Regions from separate parts of the Homo sapiens genome. Here regions 2 and 3 are each linked to region 1. Evidence: read pairs that join two places in POLR2A ChIA-PET (ENCODE). Cell type or tissue: CD4-positive, alpha-beta T cell. All regions are shown on one strand. Links, peaks and the distances in the headings refer to the core of each region. The heading gives the core; the rest is flanking DNA. Region 1 overlaps MYOM1 (myomesin 1). Region 2 overlaps MYOM1 (myomesin 1). Region 3 overlaps LPIN2 (lipin 2).

The links. Peaks named below come from ENCODE experiments on the same cell type or tissue, not always from the same donor. Only the 100,000 strongest peaks of a DNase experiment are listed, where the experiment ranks them.
Region 2: POLR2A ChIA-PET joins it to region 1 with 6 read pairs; 4 of 35 experiments call an interaction of 5 or more read pairs at or near these places.
Region 3: POLR2A ChIA-PET joins it to region 1 with 6 read pairs; 6 of 35 experiments call an interaction of 5 or more read pairs at or near these places.

What each region holds. Positions count from the first base shown.
Region 1 is chr18:3,094,081-3,101,716 of GRCh38, forward strand. MYOM1 (myomesin 1) reads right to left here. Exons shown (of 38, transcript NM_003803.4): 24 at 6,240-6,346; 25 at 6,079-6,123; 26 at 90-226. Among named protein-coding and RNA genes, the nearest start is that of LPIN2, 85 kb to the left of the region's middle. In CD4-positive, alpha-beta T cell, for the core only: no CTCF peak of the experiment used is centred there; a DNase peak (open chromatin) is centred at 3,181.
Region 2 is chr18:3,190,934-3,198,569 of GRCh38, forward strand. MYOM1 (myomesin 1) reads right to left here. Exons shown (of 38, transcript NM_003803.4): 3 at 2,885-3,025. Among named protein-coding and RNA genes, the nearest start is that of MYOM1, 25 kb to the right of the region's middle. In CD4-positive, alpha-beta T cell, for the core only: no CTCF peak of the experiment used is centred there; no DNase peak of the experiment used is centred there.
Region 3 is chr18:2,993,200-3,000,835 of GRCh38, forward strand. All of the region lies in intron 1 of LPIN2 (lipin 2), which reads right to left. Among named protein-coding and RNA genes, the nearest start is that of LPIN2, 16 kb to the right of the region's middle. RefSeq lists enhancers at 4,946-5,045, 5,116-5,265, 5,533-5,632, 5,747-6,669. In CD4-positive, alpha-beta T cell, for the core only: a CTCF peak has its summit at 1,553 (motif pointing right); DNase peaks (open chromatin) are centred at 1,552, 5,962 and 6,335; H3K4me3 peaks cover 652 bases; H3K27ac peaks cover 1,980 bases.

The sequences.
Region 1 (7,636 bases), core at 884-5,883:
TTTTATAACAACATATCCACATCCACATAAGGCTTCCTCAGTGTATTCTACAATGATACATTAAAAAGTCTAAACAGTGTAAAACCTACCGGGCCTTCAAAAATTTCCTTCTCGTTAAATATGTAGTTGACTTTGGCATTGCCAGACAGTTTCTCAGCCTGCATCCAAAACCGGACCTGGCCTTTCTCCAAAATTTCAACTGCCAACTCTGATTTAACTGGGACAGCTATGAAAAGTAAAAATAAACACAGTAATTATATTGGTAACCAATTATATTGGTACTCATTTTCCATCAAGTGAAAAAAAAAAAAAAACCACACAATGGAAATGACAATGTAGCACCTGCTTCTTGCAAAGCCCAGAGGCAGTGAGAGTTGCAGGGAAAGCCTTAGATTAAAGACAGAGGGACTCAGCTCTGATGCTGGGACTGTCACTTGGAGCAAGTTGTTCATTCTCTTTGAATCATAGTTGTCTCAACTGTAAAAATGAGGAAGATGAACTTACCTCTAGGGGCATAGGGGCACTTGTAGCTAATATCTGTAACTTTCTACTGTGGCTTTTGGTTGGTGTTTTTTCTTTTTCTTTTTCTTTTTTTTTTTGCAATAGGTTCTCACTCTGTTGCCCAGGCTGGAGTGCAGTGGCATGATCTCGGCTCACTGCAACCTCTGCCTCCTGGGTTCAGGCGATCCTCTCACCTCCGCCTCCTGAGTAGCTCACACAACAGTCACGCACCACCACATTCGGCTAGTTTTTTATTTTTCTTTTATTAGAAAGAGACTCACTATGTTGCCCAGGTGGTCTTGAACTCCTAACCTCAAGTGATCCTCCTTGGCCTCCCAAGGTGTTGGGATTACAGGTGTGAGCCACCTCATCTAGTTGGCATGTGCTGTATTTTAAATTAGAAGCTTCCTAAACTTATGTCAAATGTAAATTAATATTTCTTTGTATTTATTTTAAAACTACCCTTTTCAAGTTTCAAGGGATGATTTTCTTTGCATTATTCCATATTCACTACCAAGTTCAGTGTGATACATTCATTCCAATGCAGGACTGAGAGGGGGCTCAGATGTCATCTATTGAGGGGGTTTCAAGGTGGAGAGAAGGTGGGCTTTGGAGTCCCACCAAGATCTGGACCAGTTACTCTCCTCCTTTAGACCTCGTGTCCCTCACCTGCTAACATGGATGTGCTATGAAGAGTAAATATAAGGCCGGGCATGGTGGCTCACGCCTGTAATCCTAATACTTGGGGAGGCCGAGGGGGGCAAATCCCTTGAGGTCAGAAGTTCGAGACCAGCCTGGCCAACATGGTGAAACCCCATCTCTACTAAAATTACAAAAATTAGCCAGGCGTGGTGGTGGGCGCCTATATCCCAGCTACTCAAGAGGCTGAGGCAGGAGAACTGCTTGAACCTGGGAGGCGGAGGTTGCAGTGAGCCGAGATCGCGCCACTGCACTCCAGCCTGGGCAACAAAGTGAGACTCTGTCTCAAATAAATAAACAAACAAACAAATGTAAATATAGTAAGAGAACACATTAAGGTACTGTGAATAGTGGTCTGTGTTCAAGAAGGTTGGTTATCTTCCTCCCCTCACTTTACTGGTCTCTTTACAAAATCTCAACTGCACCCCAGGAGACAGTGGTAACACGTCTGGGTGGTGGAGCTGAGAGCAGGGTCACTCCCTCTCTTCTGTATTCCTCTTGGTCCTCGTTGTCCACACGGTGGTTTTCCAGTGTGAGCAGGATGTCTGAGTGCACCAGGGCAGCAAGGGCAGAGGCTAAGCTTCTCCCTTACAGGATGCTCATGCTTGCTACAACTAAGTCTTGAGGAGAGTAGAAAGCACAATTTCTTCTAAAAATATCTGGAGACCTCATTCTAGGAAACTTACTATGTGAGTGAGGAGGTTACCTAAGAGGCCCAGAGTGATGAGGGAGGAGGAGGAACAGGCCCTCCTGGAAGTCTCCAGCTCCCTTAATGTTCACTGTCCTCCCTGAGTCCTGAGAACATCGTCTGGGGAATGCTGGCCGCCTTGAATGTCCACAGTGGGCACGGAGCAAATGTGGCCGTGCCTACATAGAGATAGCCCACATCACAGTCAGGGGAGCAGGCTCCAGAGGCAGACCACCTGGGTTTAACCAGCTGTTTGCAAATGATCTAGTTACTTAACCTCTCTGGGCCTCATGTTCTTCCCCTCTAAAATCAAATCGCCACAATACCAACCCTTTTAAGGTCATTGTGGAATTCAAATAATATATACTGCTTAAATACTCTATAAAGAGCCTGGCATATAATAAATGCTCTATTAATGTTGGCTGTTAATATTTTGTTATCTCTCTCCTCCTCTAGTTGCTTCTACAACACCCTAGAAACACCATTTTTTTTTTTTTTGAGATGGAGTCTCACTCTGTCACCTAGGCAATGGCATGATCTCGGCTCACTGCAACCTCCACCTCCCAGGTTCAAGAGATTCTTGTACCTTAGCCTCCAGAGTAGCTGGGATTACAGGCGAGAGCCACCACACCTGGTTAAATTTTACAACCACTAATTTTAGAATATAATATGTTGACACCTAAGAGGACACACCAACATATCTGTATTTATGTATACGTGCTTGTGCTTGCCTCCCCACATATAGTGCATGTATACAAGAGGGGTAAAAACCGGTGTCTGCAAATGAAGGGCTATTATGCAGCATGCTGATAATACCAAAGTGTACCCTCCACCCACCCCCTCAAAATACCTTGAATTCTTGGTGTATGGATATATATTCAAATAAGCTATCTTTCCACACTGCAATTTAGTATCAATACTGGCAAGATAGACTAAGTCGATTTCTATTTTTAGCTTTGTGCATTTCTATTTTTTCTATTTACTCAGCTCCAAATTTCCTTAGGCTCTTTTCTCTGGCAGTTAATGTGCCTCAGCGAAATATGTTATTTGTAGGTTTAAGGCACGTGTTTAGTGGTTTTCAAAATAATTTTGAAAACAGCTTAAAATAGGAGAATTTACTGTGCCAAAGGATAAAGGAATACTATACTCTTTATTACATTCTCTAAGAAATAAGACAGTTTAAAACTTTACAAAATCTCAAGAAAACGACTTCATCAACATGCCAGCATTTACCAACAGGAAGTGGGTATGAATCAAGAAATTGCATGTGCTACTTTGATCCTACCACCAGACCTCTGAAGATATTCACCTTGTGACCTCATTGGTCTGATAGTGGTAGGGGAAAGAAAAGAGCTGGAGTTTTAGTATTGAAAAATGTTGCTTCCTTGGGTTAACCAAAACACCCTTGGGTTGGGGGCTCTGATACTTGCATGTCAGAGTTTGTTATTTTGTGATTTTTATACTCATTTTTTTGTGACAGATTCTCACTCTGTCACCCAGGCTGAAGTGCAGTGGCATGATCACGGCTCACTGCAGCCTCCAACTGCTGGGCTCAAGTGATCCTCCCGCCTCAGTCTCTCGAGGAGCTGCGGCCACACCTGGCTAATTTTTGTATTTTTGTAGAGATAGGGTTTCACCATGTTGACCAGGCTGGTCTTGAACTCCTGGGCTCAAGTGATCCTCCCGCCTTGGCTTTCCTAAGTGCTGGGATTACAGGCATGAGCCACCTTGCCCAGCCGAATGTCAGAGTTTTAATCACATTCTCAGGGTCTCTCTACCAAAATGCGACACTGGGTCTCTAATAAAAGGATAACTGAGTTTGCTGCTACCCTCTCTCGTAGCACCAATAATCAGAGTTCTTGGGCTTATGCAAGATAAAATATCTCAGCATAAATGATAATGACATCAGGCAATGCCTACTGCCCGGACTAATTCTCTCTCCAAGTCCATATGAACACTAAACTCCAGGGAGGCCTGGGCATCTTGAGCTCAAAAGTGACACCCCATCTTCTCTCATCTCCAACCTTTAAGCTGAATGTAAATGTTGTTTGGACTAGTTGTTGTCTAGACACTTAATCAATGTTTATTATCTGACTAGATTAGTAGGTGCTGCTGTTTCTCCCCATTTCTGTCAATGTTCGAGAGTAGAAAGTACAACCATCTTATGTAGCTTGGAGACTTCTGCGTTGGGCAGCAGGTTCAGGGATCACTGGTCTGTTTCAATTAATGTTCATATTTTTCCTGAATAGTTCATGGATTCATCAATACCATATTTATTATCTCTTACAGCATTTATTTTATTTTATTTTTATTTATTTTTATTTTTTGAGATGGAGTCTTGCTCTGTCACCCAGGCTGGAGTGCAGTGGCACGATCTCGGCTCACTGCAACCTTCGCCTCCCGGGTTCAAGCAATTATCCTGCTTCAGCCTCCTGAGTAGCTGGGATTACAGGCGCCCACCACCACACCCAGCTAATTTTTTGTATTTTTAGTAGAGATGGGGTTTCACTATGTTGGTCAGGCTGGTCTTGAACTCCTGACCTCATGATCCACCCACCTTGGCCTCCCAAGGTGCTGGGATTACAGGTGTGAGCCACCACACCCCACCCTCTTACAGCATTTCTATATGGGAGGTGCTATAAACCACTGTGATAGCCATTCCTGGAAAAGAAACCAAGGCACAGAGAAATAAAAGTGAGCTGCCCAGGCGCACAGCTTGAGTCAAAAGTCCAGAACAAAGAGAGTCCAGTCCAAACACTTTGCAATACACTTTAGTACTTTCCATAAACTTTTTCAAAATTAACATTTGAAACCTCACTCATGATATTACTTTTCCAGTTTTATGGTGAATAAGCATACAGATGAGAAATGGCTTGCCTAATGCCACATGGTGGCATAGAGGGTTCTTCCCTAGAATTTAGAAGTCTGCGCCCTACAGTCGTGTCTCATGGGCCCTCCACTCTGCTACTTTGCTGAACAAAGTTGGGTTAGTTTTTGTTTTTAGAGATACGGACTCGCTCTGTTGCCCAGGGTGGAGTGCAGTAGCGTGATCATGGCTCACTGCAGCCTTGAACTCCTGGCCTCAAGTGATCCTCTCGCTCCGGCCTCCCAAAGTGCTGGGAGTACAGGTGTGAACCGCTGTGCCCAGCCAAAGTTGGTTTTGAGAACATTACAGCTGAGGCCAATATCACCAGCACTCAGCCTCACTATCAAACAAGTCACTCCTTGCAGATGTAAGAGAAGGTCCGCAATTCATTCTAGAGCAGTGGTGTGTGTTTTTAAATTACAGTCTCCATTGGGGAATTTACTAAAAGTGAAGGATACTCTTCCTAGAAAAATGCACATATATCAATATACAAAGGCTGTTTGTCCATAGTCTGGAATAGGAATATAGTTTTCTGGGTTCCTGAAACTCCTTTATTAGTGGAGGATTTATATTTTAAGTATTAAAATTTCTGATTTAAAAAGAATGGGTGTATACTATCACTTTCTACTTGTTTTCTCAAACTCCAGGGTGCAACTTTCTGGATGCTTCACTACCTTGGCCAGTGGGTACTAATGGCAAGAGATCCCCCCATCTGGCCAGTGGAACCTTCCAAGGGTCATTTCTGACTTCCTTCTCTTCTCTTAGTGTCAAGTGTGGAATTTAATCTTTTATGTAGAAGGTGCTTTATTGAAGGGTTGTACATTGTTCAGAGGGATTCTTTTTCTGACGAAGGCATGTTTGCCCAATTTTCCAGGAGTTGAAAATGGTAGGCACTGTCTTTATATTGTCTTTATTTAGAGGTATGATTCTGCTTTTAAGTGCCAATCTTACTTAGGAAAAGATTAGTTTGCATAAAGACATATAAGTGAATATATCCAGAAAATATATATGTGATTCCAACATATGTGGGCAAAAAGTGAAGAACTTAATTACTCAGATGTTACACCTGTGTAGCCTGACACTTCGCCATGTAATGGAGCATGGGATATATTTTCTATGTTAGTATCCTTGGTATCTCTGGAGAACAACCGCAAAGGAAAAGGCATCACTTCTAGAAAGCACATCTGTAGCTACTGATGTGTGTTCCATTATATGTTCTCAAGAGTCTCTCTCTTAATCCCATCAGAGCTGTCATCTGATCTATTCCAGAAGTTGCTGCCTAGTAAGACTGCTAAAAACCTGTGAATGTATTGTGGATACTTACTTGGGAACTTGTGTTCATGGCTGAGAGCAAGTAAACGTTTCAATTCTGTAGGGGGAAAAAGAAGGCAGTTAAACCTTAAACTACTAAAATAAAAGTCACTTAAGAATAACTGAGAATTCAAAGCAACATTCGATGTGTGAATGCACTGATTTTAAACTTACCTTCCTCATCTATTAAGTAGCTTGATGCTATTCCATCAGTGTCTGTTACATCGCAAGAGTAAATACCCAAGTCATCCATCCCAAGGTCTTTGAAGGTCATTTTCGTCCTTCGGAACAAAATATTTTTCTTAGAAATGAGGCTGTGTGGGATCTGTGGGCCTGTGTTTCCCCTGAATCTGGGCATTTGTGTATACTACTCCTTTCATCTGGACACCTCCTCTCATCTTGCTGAGCTACAGCCTACATGTTCTTGGTGTCTCAGATTCAATGTCATTTACTCTGGGAGGACTTTCCTTACCTCCTTCCAGGGGGTGATGGTGACGGGAGAGTGGAACTGGCACAAATTCCACATGCCCAAGCTATGTTGCTTATCAGTGCATATCCTGCAGAAAAATACCCAGCTGATCAGTCCCTGCTGGGAGCCAGACACTTCCCCCGCCAAGGGCAGAACCTGCTGTTGGTAACTCTGGGTGCCTCTCCTATGCCATCTCCTGCTCTTCCCTTTTCTGAACTTATTATAAGCATCTTGAGCTCAAAGCATCTGTATTCTCCTCACTGTGTAATCCCTGTGCCTTCAGAGACAGGAACTGCTTTGTTTACTGTGTCACCCCCAGCACCCTGTACCTTGTCTGGCACATAGTATGTGTAATAAGTAAATGAATGGCTCAGTGGCCAAGTTCACTGGGTTTTCTAACTTTGGTAAGCTATATTGCTAGGCAGTGTCTAAGATCAACCAAACATTGAAATGTTAAGTGTATAAACTGGGAGAAAAAATTATCGTTCAATTATCTTTTCTTGGGGCAAATGTGTTTTATGTCAAGAAATTTACAGCATGGTGGCAGAAAAACATCCTTTAATTATATTTGGTATTTCCTTGTCATTCTACAGCAAAATTGCTAGTTTTTTCTTTGATTTCTGAGACACACTGGGCTTCATTGTAATAGAAAAAAGTACTTAGAAATACTGTGCTTTATCAAATATTTGCTTTATCATATCAATCCAATGTGGTTGACACTATGAAAATACAAAGCTTGGTAAGCTTTTGCTATAAAGCAAAGTAAAAAGAATACTCAAAATCTTGGCGTTGAAAGGCAATGATAGATCATACAATTCCTCCATTCTCCCCATGCTCATTTTATAGAAAAAGAAATCCGAGGTTTATGGAAGTTAAATAGCTGCCCAAGGTTATATAGCCAGCTCCTGGTAGAGATGGGCCTAGAGCTCGTTCATCTTATACTTCCACATAGAGCTTTCTTCCCATGTACTATTGTGTCACGCATGAGTGATGATCAAAAAAGCAGAAAAGATTATCCTCAATCCATTTAATTTACCATAACTTGAACCAGCGAGTTCTTCCTAGCCCCCTATAAGTATCCTTATTGTTACTTTAAGATTTC
Region 2 (7,636 bases), core at 1,093-6,092, 97 kb after region 1:
ATAGTCTCCTTGCCTTTTCCATTTACAAAGAAGCTAAACTTCGAAAAAAAACTAATTATTTCACACGAGAACTCAACTACAGTTAAAAAGTATGTTAGACCCAGGCAATAGGGATATTCTCCTTTAAGTAAAAGTCAGGATTTATCAGTGATAACCCTTCTATAATGTGGACACAAAAGCAAAACTGTGAGGCTAACATGTTGACAAAAGTATACTACTACAAAGTAAAAATAAATTTAAAATCTCCCGGTACTCTGCGAATCTCTGACAGTCTCAATTCAAAAATCTCTTGTTGACACAAAGTTTACTCGATTTATTGGAATATAAGTGGAAATTTCAGGTGCCATGCAGAGGAAATGGTATTTTCCAGAAGCACACTGTGAGTGCAGAGGGCATGTCCACTGCATTCGCCAGGCCTACGTGGGACTTTCAATTCTTTACCTCCCAGGCATGCAGCTTTCAGCAAGTCACTCTGCCATGATTTCCTTGTCCAAAACGTTGATATATTAATATCTCTGCAGGGTTGTATGGAGAATTTAGCAAGATGGTTTATATAAAGCACCTTGCGTGAGTCCCAGCAAATAATAATAGACACTCAACAAATGTTCATTTCTTTTCCATCCTCTCCTCAGATTGTTAATACTGCCAAAACCACTGTGAAATGTTATTTTTGACACAGTAACAGAGTATAGGTGATGACATCATATAAGATATAATGGAGAACTAGAAATAAAGCCTAGAAGATCAATTTTTCTTCACATCTTTTTTTTTTTTCTTTTTGAGATGGGGTCTCACTCTGTGGCCCAGGCTGGAGTGCAGTGGCGTGATCTCAGCTCACTGCAACCTCTGCCTCCCAGGTTTAAGCGATTTTCCTGCCTCAGCCTCCCGAGTAGCTGGGACTACAGGTGCCCGCCACCACGCCCGGCTAATTTTTTTGTATTTTTAGTAGAGACCGGGTTTCACCGTGTTAGCCAGGATGGTCTCAATCTCCTGACATTGTGATCTGCCCGCCTCAGCCTCCCAAAGTGCTGGAATTACAGGCATGAGCCACCGTGCCTGGCCTCACGTCTTCTTTTATCACAGTGTATTTGTAAATGATCACTTCTTGAGATTGGCCCGGAAGAGAAAAATAGTTTGGTGTGGACAGAGCAGGGAGAAGATGTTAGGAGTAAGAAGCTTCATTTTGTGCCCTGCCAGGTGGAGTCATGTCACGTAGGCTGGTGTTAAGCTGATGTGGTTTTTAAATGATTTTTTGAAACAGAGTGGGAAAAATACTGGAGACAAAAGATTTTACCGCTCTAGCCTACCATCTCTTATAAGGAATGCGAGTTACATTAAGCTACTGTGAAGAGGTCAAAAGGCTGGGCATCCATACTTAGCAGTGAAAACATGTTTGTCTGGAAAGTTCACTTAAAAAAATCAGAGATAGCAAAGATATCAAATAAAAAGCTAAAAATAGAATGTTATTTATCCCTTTACCTTCCTAATTGGGTTCAGAGCAATTATGACATTAGCCTCTGACACAAGTCAGAAAGGAACTGTCAGAGGGCAATGGAAAGAAAAACACAGGCAACAGAAGTAGGTCACCATCAATCACAACCAAATTATTTCCTGACTTCCAAGAGGATCTACTTTTCCATGACATTTGCTCTTAGAGGATGGCCTCACTTTGAGTGTCACCTGAGCTATGGGAATAACTCTCTGTTCAAAGAGAAATAAATAGGAGATGAACCAGAAAGCTCCTGTTGAGCTTTAATCTTGGTGTCCAGGACAAGTTTCCTTTCAAGATTCCTTTAAATATTATTACTGCTCAAAAATAATGTTTATGCAATAAAGATAGAAAAGTGGCATCACACAGACTTGTGATTTAGTGATTATTTTGTCTGAAGTTTACCTCAAAGTAAATAGCAATCTATTTCCCATTGAACAAGGCATTCAAATTATGATGAGATTTTTTCCCCCAATGAATAATAATTAAAACCACATTGATAACCAAGATATTTTTCAGCTACCTAAATGTGTCATCTTGGGTTTTTTTTTAAAAGTTCACCCAGGCCAGGTGTGGTGGCTCATGCCTGTAATTCCAGCACTTTGGGAGGCCAAGCAGGGAAGATCACTTGAGCCCAGGAGTTCAAGACCAACCTGGGCGATATAGTGAGACCCCATCACTACACATAATTTTTTAAAAAAATTAGCTGGGTGTGGTGGCTCGTGCCTGTGGACCCAGCTACTTGGGAGGCTGAGGTAGGAGGATTGCCTGAGTCTGGGAGGTTGAGGCTGCAGTGAGCTATGTTTGTGCCACTGCACTCCAGCCTGGGTAACAGAGTGAGACCCTATCTCAAATACATAAATATATATACATATACATACATATATATATGTATATGTACATATACATATATATGTACATATACATATATATATATATACACACACACACACACACACAATAATAAAAATTCACCCAACATTTTGTAGTTTTTGAAGCTTTCTTTTTACTCTGGCTGTCCTGTCCAATCACAAGCATCCCAGGATCCACTTCCCATTCCAGCTAGTTTTATAAGCAGCATTAAGTTCTGATCATTCTTGTTTGTCATGTAACCATCCTACGTGATGGCAAAATTTCTGAAGAGGAAGTCCCTTTTAACACAGTTAACACATCTCTCTCAGTGCAGGGTTCCCAGCTTCCTCAGATCTGAATCAGTATATAGTAAGTGCTTAATAAAAGGTTAGCTGCTTTTACTATAATCTAACAAGTGCTCAATAAATGTTAGCTGCTATTTCTATAATCTGTCCACAACAATTATGACTATAATCTGCCATTCCTATAGCACTTACTATATACTTCTTAAAAATTAAAGCCAGGAAGAAAAAGCACACTCACCGTCCTGAGAAAATGGGTACCATGTAGTCACTGGGCAAATTTTCTTTCTCTTCTCCAGACAGTAGGCTGTGCTTGGCTCTCTTTGGTTTGGGGCTCAACTTGGATGAATAATCATCTAACAGCAGACTGGAATCTGTAAGTCTGAAATAAACCACCTAACATCAGACAGTAACAAAAAAAGGCATTTACAATATTCAAAATACGATAGAGGAAGTTTTAACTTGGGAGAAATTTTACCAAATCCTAGATCTCTAATGTTACAATTATCTCTTATCTTTAGAATTAAAGTAGAGTTAGAAAGATTTCAAATAATGGATTCTATATAGACAGAAAAGAAAAATAGTGATAATAACTTTATGGCTACAGTAATTGCATGGCTTTTTCCCCCACTTAAAGTTTCAAGGGAAAAGAGTGATGTTTTTATGATAGTTCTAAATGCCCTTTTGTGTTAATGTCATGTTGGAAATTTAGGCAGTCTATATAAATGGTTTGATACATGGTGCATCCAAATTCTTTTGGGAGCTTATTTAAAATGCATACTTTTCTAGACAGGTCCATCCTGATGTAGGACCCTTGGTTTACACTGAGACCTTTATGTATTATAGGCAACTCCTGCCTTTGAAGGGACGTGGGGCTTATTAAATGATAGAGTTAACATATTTTATGGGAACACACGATGCCGATTGACTCAGTGGTGCACACGGGTGCGATAAGGAAGCCTTTGGTCAGTTCTGGCTTCCTGTGCACACTGGTACAAATGTGCACTTGGAGGCAGGTAGTGTTCTAATAAACCAAAAAATTGACTAGGGAAGTGGAAAACATGAGAGCAGAGATAGCAGAGGAAAAGGACTGATGAAATGAAAAGAATAGTCTTAATTTATATAGCTCTTGAATGAAATGAAATGCATTTTCATACAAACATAAACAATTTGGCATAAACTTCAGGAGTTCATGAACTCCCTGAAGTCAATCCATGAACTTGGGGCTAAAAGTCCCTGATCTACACATTAAGAAAGATGTTAACAATAGGGATCTGTATGGGAACCCTCTGCACTATCCTTGTAATCATTTTGTAAATTTGAAACTATTCTTAAAAAAAAAAAAGTTAATGTATTTTTTAAGAGCCCCCGTCTAGAGAATCTCTAAAGACAAGGTGAACAGGGGTATTGTGGCATGGGAAAAGCCAAGCTGCCCAGTTGAAATAGAAAAACCTTCCAAACCATCCAAACCTTGACCATTTCCTAATCTTGGAAAATCATTTGAAAAAGCAAAAGGGATTACCTAATCAAAAGCAGAAGAGAGGCCAAGCACATACATGGTACAAAATGGATATATGACGATGCGAGAAAACAAGTAGCACAGGACTTTGACATGCAGGGCAGGCAGCGGCCCCTTGAATCCTCCAGGGAGGTCGCATGGAAATGGCCAAACTCTTCCTTCCCCACTATCTACCACCTCCCCCAGTGGGGAATATCCATCTCTTTTTCTATGATGAGCATTAAAACTAAAGGTTAGAACTTTGAATTTAAGCTTGTGGATTGGTTACAAACTGGAAGCCAGGGTGACATTTGTTCCTGGCCAGCTGTCCTGGGCAGCAGCAAAACGACTGCATTCTATACCCCGGCAGGTCACAAAGTACAGGCTGTGCTTATACAGGTCTAAGTTTAAAGTGGTATTTTCCCTCACCTCTTTATTCCATTAGCATCCAAAATAACATACTTATGGGGCTTAAGAGTTTCATTTTTTCCCCTGTTTCCAGAACAGTTGGATTTCTAATTTCTCTCCTGTTTTTCTGCTTTTGCTTTTCTCTCTTTACTTCCATTCTAGTGGCCACAGTCATAGTCTCATGAGCTCATTATTTTTTGACATTTATTTACATCAAAATAGCTATGATTTGTTATTCTTTTCATTGCATTGCTCCTTTTTCTGTCATTTATCCTTTAAGACAAATTCTTAAAATAATGCATTTATTACATAGAATGTGCCATAATATGAGTATTCCATTCTCACAAGTAAATCACAGGCGCTGCTTTTTTTTTTCTTTATGTCCTTCCAATGTAAGAGCTGATTTTTAATAGTTGAACTTTATGCTAAAGACTCATGGCACTTTCATCAGCTTCCACTTCATATTTCATTTGGAACAGAAGAATTTTTAAAAAGCATTATGATGTTATGTGTTATATAGTACTGCTTAGAAAACGCAAGATCTTCACTTTTATTATGCTAATATTTCTTCAAGCCTTTGATTTCTAATAAAGAGTATTGAAGAATTAGGTGTTAAAATACAATGCAAACTGATGATTTAGTAATGCTAAGACGTTTATGTATTGAGGCTACCAAACAAAACTAAATCAGAGAGACACAAACTTTAAAGAAAGTGACTATGTTATAATAAGCATAATTATCTTAAGAAAAACCATCCATAGTCTATTTTGTCATGATCCATGAACTCTGAAGTCCAACATCTTACTCTATCAAATTTTAAAGTTGAATAATGTTTCTAAAGGAGTTACATCGAATATGTAGATTTTAAATTTCTTTGATCTTAAATCAAAGAGTTAAATAAGGGATTGCTAACCCCTTGGGCTTTTATGTATTTAAATTTTGAAAATAAGCCAACAACTCAGTTTCTGAGTAGATACCAAACAATATGTATGGACTGGTGTCAGTCTTTACCTATTAAAACTACATGTAGTGTTTTTTAATGTACTTAGCTTAAATCTTGAAGCTTTCTGAATTTTGATGAAAGCAATCAAATTAAGCAAAAGGCAAGGGTTAATTGTGTGTGTGTGCAGGTATCTATGAGCCTGTAACTGTATCTATATCTAGGTACATCTTTTTGTACTCCCCCACCAATTATGCTAGTCCTTGTTAATATGTCTACAGTTAACAGATTTTAAATACATATCCTGGTGTGTAGGACATTATCACATACATCTATGACTGGTAGCACCACAGGGAAGAGATGTAGCCAAGGTACAAAATGCACTCTCCGGAAATATTCCAGGAACTCAGAAGTAGACTTACACCTGCATTTAATTCAAATACTGAACAGAAAATATCATAACCACCTACTTGTTCAACTTCGTAACAGGAAAAGCAAGAACAAAACCATTTATAGAATCTCAGAGCTGAAAGAGGACTCGGGGATATTTATATCAGGCCCTTGATTTGACAGATGTGGAAAGCAAAGCCTGGAGAGTGTTTGTAACTCACCCATGCTCACACAGTGAGTTGGTGGTGAACTGGGACTAGCATTCATCTCTTCTTGATTTTCAGGTTAGTGTTCTTTACACTATACCAGTCATCTCCAACTTCCTTTTTTTTTTTTTTTTTTGAGACGGAGTCTCACTCTGTCACCCAGGCTGGAGTGCAATGGCGCGATCTCGGCTCACTGCAACCTCTGCCTCCCGAGTTCAAACAATTCTCCTGCCTCAGCCTCCTGAATAGCTGGGATTACAGGCGCACGCCACCATGGCCAGCTAATTTTTGTACGTTTTAGTAGAGACAGAGTTTCGCCATGTTGGCCAGGCTGGTCTCAAACTCCTGATCTCAGGTGATCCGCCTGCCTTGGCCTCCCAAAGTGCTGGGATCTCCAACCTTTATGATCAAGTACTCTCAATTTAAAAAAATTGGGAGCATACTACCTATATATGTTTATTTATAAGTTCTATCCATATACTACTGTATAAATAGTCTAATTTTATGAAACATTCAATCAATAGAAAAATACTAAAGACCACACTTGATTTTTTTTAAAAAAAGAAGTGTTAAGGCTGGGCGCGGTGGCTCACGCCTGTAATCCCAGCACGTTGGGAGGCCAAGGCGGGCGGATCACGAGGTCAGGAGATCGAGACCATCCTAGCTAACATGGTGAAACCCCGTCTTTACTAAAAATACAAAAAATTAGCTGGGCATGGTGGCAGGCGCCTGTGGTCCCAGCTACTCGGGAGGCTGAGGCAGGAGAATGGCGTGAACCTGGGAGGCAGAGCTTGCAGTGAGCCGAGATCGCACCACTGCACTCTGGCCTGGGTGACAGAGCGAGACTCCATCTCAAAAAAGAAAAAGAAAAAGAAAAAGAAATGTTACTATTTCGTTCTATACTCCAATGGCTTGCCTTTGTGGACTCCCCAGTTTGCAGACCATAAAACCATGTCATACTGCCCATGATGACTTTGATGTTGATTTGCTCTCCCTGAATTTATTCACCTAAATTGAAGTTATGAAATCATCAGTTACAGCTAAAAATAAAGCACAAAAAAAAACTCATTAAACTGAACATAAAGTAAAATGCTGGCCCCTTAAAGTTATGTTTATAATCACTATATAATTTGGGGAAATTTTTCCAGGTTCACTAGGATGAATAAATGTATTCATGCTTATGGGAAGTATAGATCTGCTTAATGGCTATGTTATTTTCTGAAAACATTCTGACAGCCTATCAGCACGTTTCAGAGAAAGGATGAACTGTGGGCATTGTCTCCGCTGACTGTGCCACCAAAGCCAGCATCACCCATCCTTATGTGTTCAGGGTTAGGCTGCATTATTGGTTTCTCTGTCTTTCCCACTGCCTGTGACTACTCCAGAAGAGGGATGGTCTCAGTGATTTTTATATTCTCAGCACTGTGCCCAGTGCCTGACATAATTCAATAAATGTTTACTGAATGAAGTGAAATAAAGATTTATGGCCAGGCGCAGTGGCTTACACCTGTAATCTCAGCACTTTGGGAGGCCGAGGTGGGTGGATCAGGA
Region 3 (7,636 bases), core at 1,486-6,485, 100 kb before region 1:
ACAAAGAAGAAAGAAGAAGAAAGAAGAAAGAAAAAAGGTAGGAGAAGAAAAATAGGAATTAAAATTATGCAATAAAACTCTAATTGAAATGTAAAGCAATGTCAATACAGTCCATAGTTTAAAATGAGAATATATTTGTTCTTGGCTATAAATATCATCTTCTATTCCTATACTGTTACAAACTTCCTAGGTTATTTGAACAACTCACTGAATATCATTAACCCTCAATTTCCTCACCCAAAAAGTGAATTTCTAGATAATTTCTATGTATCCTTCTAGGTAAAACAATCTGACATTTCGAAAACTATGGCTTTCTGAGCATTCAACTCTACTAAGTAGAAAGCAAAGTATTTCCCACAACTTAGTTTTTACCACGAGCTTGGTGATTCCACAGCAATAACTTCAACAAAAAGTTAACGTGTAACTTTCATTTTATGTATACCTACACACAACAGAGAGCTTCTTCCTTCAGTCAAAAATTACACTGGACCACAACAAATCCACTTCTGATCTCAACACAAATTCCTAATCTTAGCTTCTAAACATCTAGAAGTAACCCTAGAGAATATATATAGCCCATGAGTAGTTTGTGCCATTCTCATTTCTGAGAACCCAACTAAGCTTTGCAATATACCCTCTTTACAGAAAACATGCAAACCAGCAGCATACATGTATACCGACACAACCATACACAGATTTGTGCTCTGAGGATCCGATGGAACCCCTCTATGGTTAGTCTGCAGACCCCAAGTAAAAAACCTCTGGTTCTAAACCACACTGCTATTTGAAAGATGAGAGCATACAGGTATTGAAAAAGTCAATTACTTCCCAGCCAAAGTAGTTAAAACATGCTCAATCTAGCCTTACACCACACAGTAACAGCCCTTAAAATGAAGCAGTACAGACTGTACATAAATGTACGCCTATCATTCAAGAACTTGCCCAGTGCCTGTAATATCTCAGGTACCAATACTGCCTTTAGTCCTGGGTCCTGCACTTTAGAAGGCTCTGTGTATCATAAACCCAAAATACAAAGGCAGTAAGTGTTTTTCTTCTTCATTTCAGACCTCTAGGAAAGTTTTTTGAAGACAATTTAGCTAAAGGAACAGGTGGTTATCACAAGCCAAGCTGCCCCAGACCTGTGCCCTGGTCAGTGTAGATGTGTGCAGCAGACCTATGGTCAGGCTCCCTAGGGCAGCTGGCAAAGGACAAGGCTTCTGCAGGGCCACTGGTGGCCATGGAGGCCGGGCCATGGGGGTGGTGACTGGATTTATAGCTTTAAAAAAATTTTTTAATGATATATCATAGTTGGGGAGGACATATAATAATATTTTATACATGTATACAATGTGTAATGCTCAAATCAGGGTAAATGGGATATCCATCCCCTCGAACATTTATCTTTTCTTTGGATTTACAGCTTTTAATAGTTTAGATACAGGTTTTCTCAGCCTATTGACATTTTTGGTCAGATAATTCTTTGCTTGGGAGGTGAGGAGTGTAGCAGCCCTGGCCTCCAACCACCAGATGCCAGTAGCACCCTCCCCAGTGGTGACAGCCAAAAAAATGTCTCCGGTTATTTCTGAATGTCCCCGGCGGCGGGTGGGGGCGGTGTGTGGGCAAAATTGTCTGCAGCTGAGAACCACTGGTTTAAACAGATGGTATATGGCCCTGTATTGATAAGCCTGTTCTGACTGGGTCCCCACAAACATGTTAGGGGTGGGCCGGCAAGCACATGACTTGGCTGAATTTAGACAGGGAGTTTTATACCACAGCTCTCCCACTTGATACAGACCTCCAGGATGGAACCTTCTTCAGTTTCAGGTCAACCTAAGCTTCACAGGCCCCCTTCATATAGCAGGGTTCAGAGCACCTGTCAGGTAGGACTGCTGTGAGGATCCCATGAGGTGGTGCCTGGAAACCACCAGCTGCTTAATAAATGCTAGTTTTCTTTTTTCTTCTCATTAAAAAAGAACTATGAACTGAATAGTTCCAAGACCTATGCCACAGTAAGTGCTTAGCAGATGACTGTTAGGATAGGATTCTAGCCATCAAGGAGCTATTTAATAATGAGGGACACTGGAAAGGAAAACAAATGACTTTCTAAATCTAAATGCTTCAATCATCAGCTCTTTGCATGTTTTAACTTCCCAAACCATTTCCCTATGCCTTAAGACTCATCCAACTGAACCCCACTCTTCAGCCTATTTGTCCCCAGTGTCTTCTCTTCTTCCAAGTTTTGGTGTAAAACTGTTTAGTCACATCTACACTCTAGTATGAATATTGTCTTTTAAATCAATCACCTCTGAAGGCTACAATAAATTAATTCCACTGATACACCACTGTGTAACATGACATGAGGGCTCCCCTTTCTTCCTGAAAGAACTATCTTTAAATTTAATTTAGGTGCCACACAGGATAAAAATGAGTGTCAATACCACATAGTCACAGAACTCTTATACTCCAAAAGTAAATATGATTCATCTGACATGCGTGGTTCATCAGATGTTGCTTTGAATGGCTTCTGGCTATTTCCAAAAACCTAATCTACCTTGAAGGGTAAAGATTTTCCACCGCTGGGGATAAAAGGATACACTGTGAGACTCTGAAAGCAATTTAAAAAGGAAGGGGTGTTTCAAAATGTTTTCCAGAATGACAGCATAGATGAAATGTATATGCTGTCCCTAAAGTGCAAAGTACATTTCATTGTGTAAGTTTCTGGTCATATTCCTTCACAGTCACATTTTTTAAGCAGGGTACCAAGCTTCCTTATTACATGTGTATAACGGAGGACAAAACTGAAGAATTAGAGGTAATTAGCTCTATGGACAAACTTAAGACTTATTAATAAAATGTTACGGCCGGGCGCTGTGGCTCACACCTATAATCCCAGCATTTTGGGAGGCCGAGGCGGGCGGATCATGAGGTCAGGAGATTGAGACCATCGTGGTCAACACAGTGAAACCCCATCTCTACTAACAATACAAAAAATTAGCTGAGCGTGGTGGTGCATGCCTGTAATCCCAGCTACTCGGGAGGCTGAGGCAGGAGAATAGCTTGAACCCGGGAGTGGGAGGTTGCAGTGAGCCGAGATCGCACCACTGCAGTCCAGCCTGGTGACAGTGCAAGACTTCATCCCAAAAATAAAAGTGTTACATTGGTTCTTTTATAATGTCCATCAATTACATCATCCAACCTCTCCATTTCAACAGGCATGGTGACGTTGCAGAAAAGATATGACTACATGCTTACCTCCCAGGAAAATATCTTTTTTTTTTTTTTTTTTTTTTTTTTTTGAGACAGAGTCTCTCTCTGTCACCCAGGCTGGAGTGCAGTGGCGCCATCTCAGCTCACTGCAAGCTCCGGCTCCCAGGTTCATGCCATTCTCCTGCCTCAGCCTCCCGAGTAGCTGGGACTACAGGTGCCCACCATCACGCCTGGCTAATTTTTTGTATTTTTAGTAGAGACGGGGTTTCACCGTGTTAGCCAGGATGGTCTCGATCTCCTGACGTCATGATCCACCCACCTCGGCCTTCCAAAGTGCTGGGATTACAGGCGTGAGCCACCACGCTCGACCAATATCTTTATCTATCTATTGAGTATCATATATATCCCAGAATAACAGACCCACATCCCACCATCTCCAAATAAAGCATCATTTGGTTCTACAAAGGCCTTGCCAATGGCACCAAGTTTGCTATATTTGCTAATGGTAAACTTCTGCATAAGAGGTGCCAGAATCAACACATCATAAATATGTACATTTCATTTTTGGAGGCTTGTATTTTTCTTTTTCTTTTGAGACAGAGTCTCACTCCCTCACCCAGGCTGGAGTGCGGTGGCGTGATCTCGGCTCATTGCAACCTCCACCTCCCGGATTCAAGCAATTCTCCTGCTTCAGCCTCCCGAGTAGCTAGGATTACAGGTACCCACCCCCACGCCTGGCTAATTTTTGTATTTTTAGTAGAAACGGGGTTTTGCCATGTTGGCTAGGCTGGTCTCAAACTCCTGACCTCAGGTGATCCGCCGGCCTTGGTGTCCCAAAGTACTGGGATTACAGGCTTGAGCCACTGTGCCTGGACTCATTTTTGTTTTTTGTTTTTTTTTAGTAGAGATGGGGTTTTACTCTGTTGGCCAGGCTGGTCTTGAACTCCTGACCTCATGTGATCCACCCTCCTCAGCCTCCCAAAGTGCTGGGATTACAAGCATGAGCCACTGCACCTGGCAGAGGCTTGTATTTTTCTAAACATAACAAATTCAAAGGAACATTAATGAAGTCAAAGCTATAGCAGTCACTTTCAAGACATCATCAGAGTACCAGGCCACTATGCCTATAACTCTGCAGTGTGCCACAATGAAACCAAGACAGTGCCCCAATTCTGATCAAAAGGTGACTTCTGCTGCATAAACAATTCACAAACCTTACATATGGCATCAATCATTGTTTAATGACTCCTGTGGGGGGAGAGCAGGCTCTTCCATAATTACTAAAAGCAGTATAACTCAAAAAGAAACAAAAAGTCACCAATTCATCAGCTTACTTAGCTGATGTCACAGAAGTAGCAGGAGGATTCCTTACCCCCCATGCCACAGACTTAGTTTTTCAAACATCTCCAATTTCTTGCTTTTAGCTCTCAAGGATGCAGTCCCCCAGCTTCCCAGAGGGAAGTCTGCTAGATCGGTAAGCATGAATTCACTACTTCCCTACTGTTTCCTTTGGAAGTGCCTGAAGTGTCTCCTTGTCTCAGTTAAACAGAACATGGTGACCGTGAGGCAGAGTTTCCAGTGCCAGGCAGCTCCAGGCACCCTGTGCCTGTGTTCTGCAGAGGAGTCTTTCCCAATGTCAATCAAAACACAGCTCAAGTTTCATGCCCTGCTTTATTAAATTCTGCATGGTGCCCACTGGGACCACAATGGAATCTTCAGAAACGTAAGGAGAGGTACCTCCCTTTCCTGGCTCTGGGAGGACACTTGGGTAAAGGGAAAGGCTGTGGCCATACCAACAGCACTGCTGCAATCAATGCCACCAATCACTCAGATTTAGGCTATTTTTAAGTAGTTTTGCAAAACAAATGCCAAGTAAGGCTGCACCAGTGTGTTATCACAAGCTGACTTGCATACTAAGCTACTTCAACAAGAGAGAAGGACTTCCAAGAGCAACAGCAAGTCAGCGAAACAGCACTTGAAAGTCAGAAAACAAGGCCTCTTTCACTCACTGATCTGCTCAACAGCAGTGTCTATTCTATTCTGAGAGCTGGGGATCAAGCAGTGAACTTGGCTGACAAGGTACCTGCCCTTGTAGTGGTTATATTCTAATGTGGGGAGGGAGAAAACAACAACAACAACATATGTTAGGCTGGGACAACTATTATAAAGGAAATAAAAGAGGGTGCTGCTCCCTGAAGAGAGGGAGGAAGAGCAGGAAGAGCCACTTTTAAGGAAAGAAAAGCGTTGTAGAGCCCAGAACAGGAAAATACATGACAGATTTTTTTTTAAGCAACAAAGCTCCAAGAAGGCTCATATCTGAAAAAAGAAATAGAGTATAACATGGAGGGACAGAGCATGATGAGAACCTGGCTAACATGTTCACGAAACTATGCCAGGATATAGATACGGTTTACTTTCTCATAAGACACTACTGCTGTTCTTTCTTTAGTCATTTTGCCAACCTTCAAATGACTTTAGAAACAAACCAAGAGTGAAAATGAGACAACTCAGATACTGTCATTAAACATTCAGGAACATGCAGAAATTTTGGCAGTCACAAGTCTGAACAAAAATCTCCAGTTGTAATCTAAAAATTACTTCCTAAGAGTTTCTTTCTGATCATTAGTGAAGATAGGTGTAACTAAAAGCATCTTTAAAAATATTGCTCTAACTAGACATCCTGTTAAACCCAGAGGATGTCACATGTGTTATCCCCACTCTCAAAACCCACTGTTTGGGTTGAAGTATATCCTCCAAAAAAGAAACGCTGAACTCCTAACCTCTGGTAGCTCAGAATGTGACCTTATTTGGAAAGGGGATCTTTACAGAGGTATTCAAGTTAAAACGAGGTCATTAAGGCTGGCCCTAATCCAGTAGGACTGATGTCCTTATAAAAAGAGGAAATCTGGTCCAGGCGCCGTGGCCCACGCCTGTAATCCCAGCACTCTGGGAGGCCAAAGCGGGCGGATCACGAGGTCAGGAGATCGAGACCATTCTGGCTAACATGGTGAAACCCCGTCTCTACTAAAAATACAAAAAAAAAAAAAAATTAGCCGGGCGCGGTTGCAGGCGCCTGTAGTCCCAGCTACTCAGGAGGCTGAGGCAGGAGAATGGCATGGCCCGGGAGGCGGAGCTTGCAGTGAGCCAAGATCACGCCACTGCACTCCAGCCTGGGTGACAGAGAGAAACTCCGTCTCAAAAAGAAAAAAAAAAAAGAGGAAATCTGGACAGAGAGACAGACATGCACACAGAAGAACGCCATGTGAATATAAAGGCAGAGATTGGGGTGATGCATCTGCAAGCCAAGGAACGCCAAAGGCTGCCAGCAACCCACCAGCAGCTAGGAGAGGACGCTAATAAAAATAAACATCCAAGAATGAGAAAGCGCTCTTGGAAATTAACACACAATTGTAAAATTAAGACATTCTATAGAAGGGTTGGAGAATAAATACCAGCCTGGGAAACACAGCAAGACCCTGTCTCTACAAAAATTAAAAAATAGCCAGGCACGGTGGGTCTCACCTGTAATCCCAGCACTTCAGGAGGCTGAGGTGGGAGGATCACTTAAGGCTGGAAGTTCAAGACCAACTTGGGCAACATTAGTGAGACCCTATCTCTGTTTTGTTTTTTTTTTTCTTTTAAAAAGAAGAAGAGGAGGAGGAGGAGGAAGAGGAGAAGGAGGAAGAGGGGAAAGAGGGGAAGGAGGGGAAGAAGGAGGAGGAGGAGGAGGAGGAGAAGGAGAAAATGTAGAAAGCAGATCTCCCAGTAAATCCAACAAGGATAAAGGAATGGGCAAAAGGAGGAAAAAGATGAATATCAGAGCATCAATCCAAAATGGCCCCAATATCTGACTTGTAGACTTTTTAAAGTACAGAAACAGGAGAGGAAAAAAAGGTAGGGAAAGGCAGGAGTTGGATATTATCAAATAAATCATACAAGAAATTTCCTGGCGTCAGAAACATGATTTTCCAAATTGAAAGTTCCCACCAGGTGCCCAGCTCAAAGGATAAAGAAACACCTGCACTGTTGTGGGCTCCACCTATGGCAGTCACGACAGAAACATGCTAATAATAGACAACGTTAAAGGCTACACAAAGGATTCCAAAATCACCATATGGGCACGACTACACAAAGCAGGATACACACCATGCCCTCCATCAGATGTACGGCACGTAGTGCCAGCTACTTCCCCAACATCATGAGTGTACACAGCTACAGATGATTCTACCTGTGGGGAGAGGCCTCACCAGGATTGATAAATACCCACTACAGTCTCTGGGTGTTTTTATGCCCTCTGGCCTGCGGAGACTCTGGTGACATAGGGCCTGCTAGCCAGGTCTAAGTAACGAAACAAGGCCAGGGGTAAGGATTCACTGTGAAGCCAGGTAAGGTGGGTACTTCCCGTGTTCCCTCCTAAGAGACTGTGTCT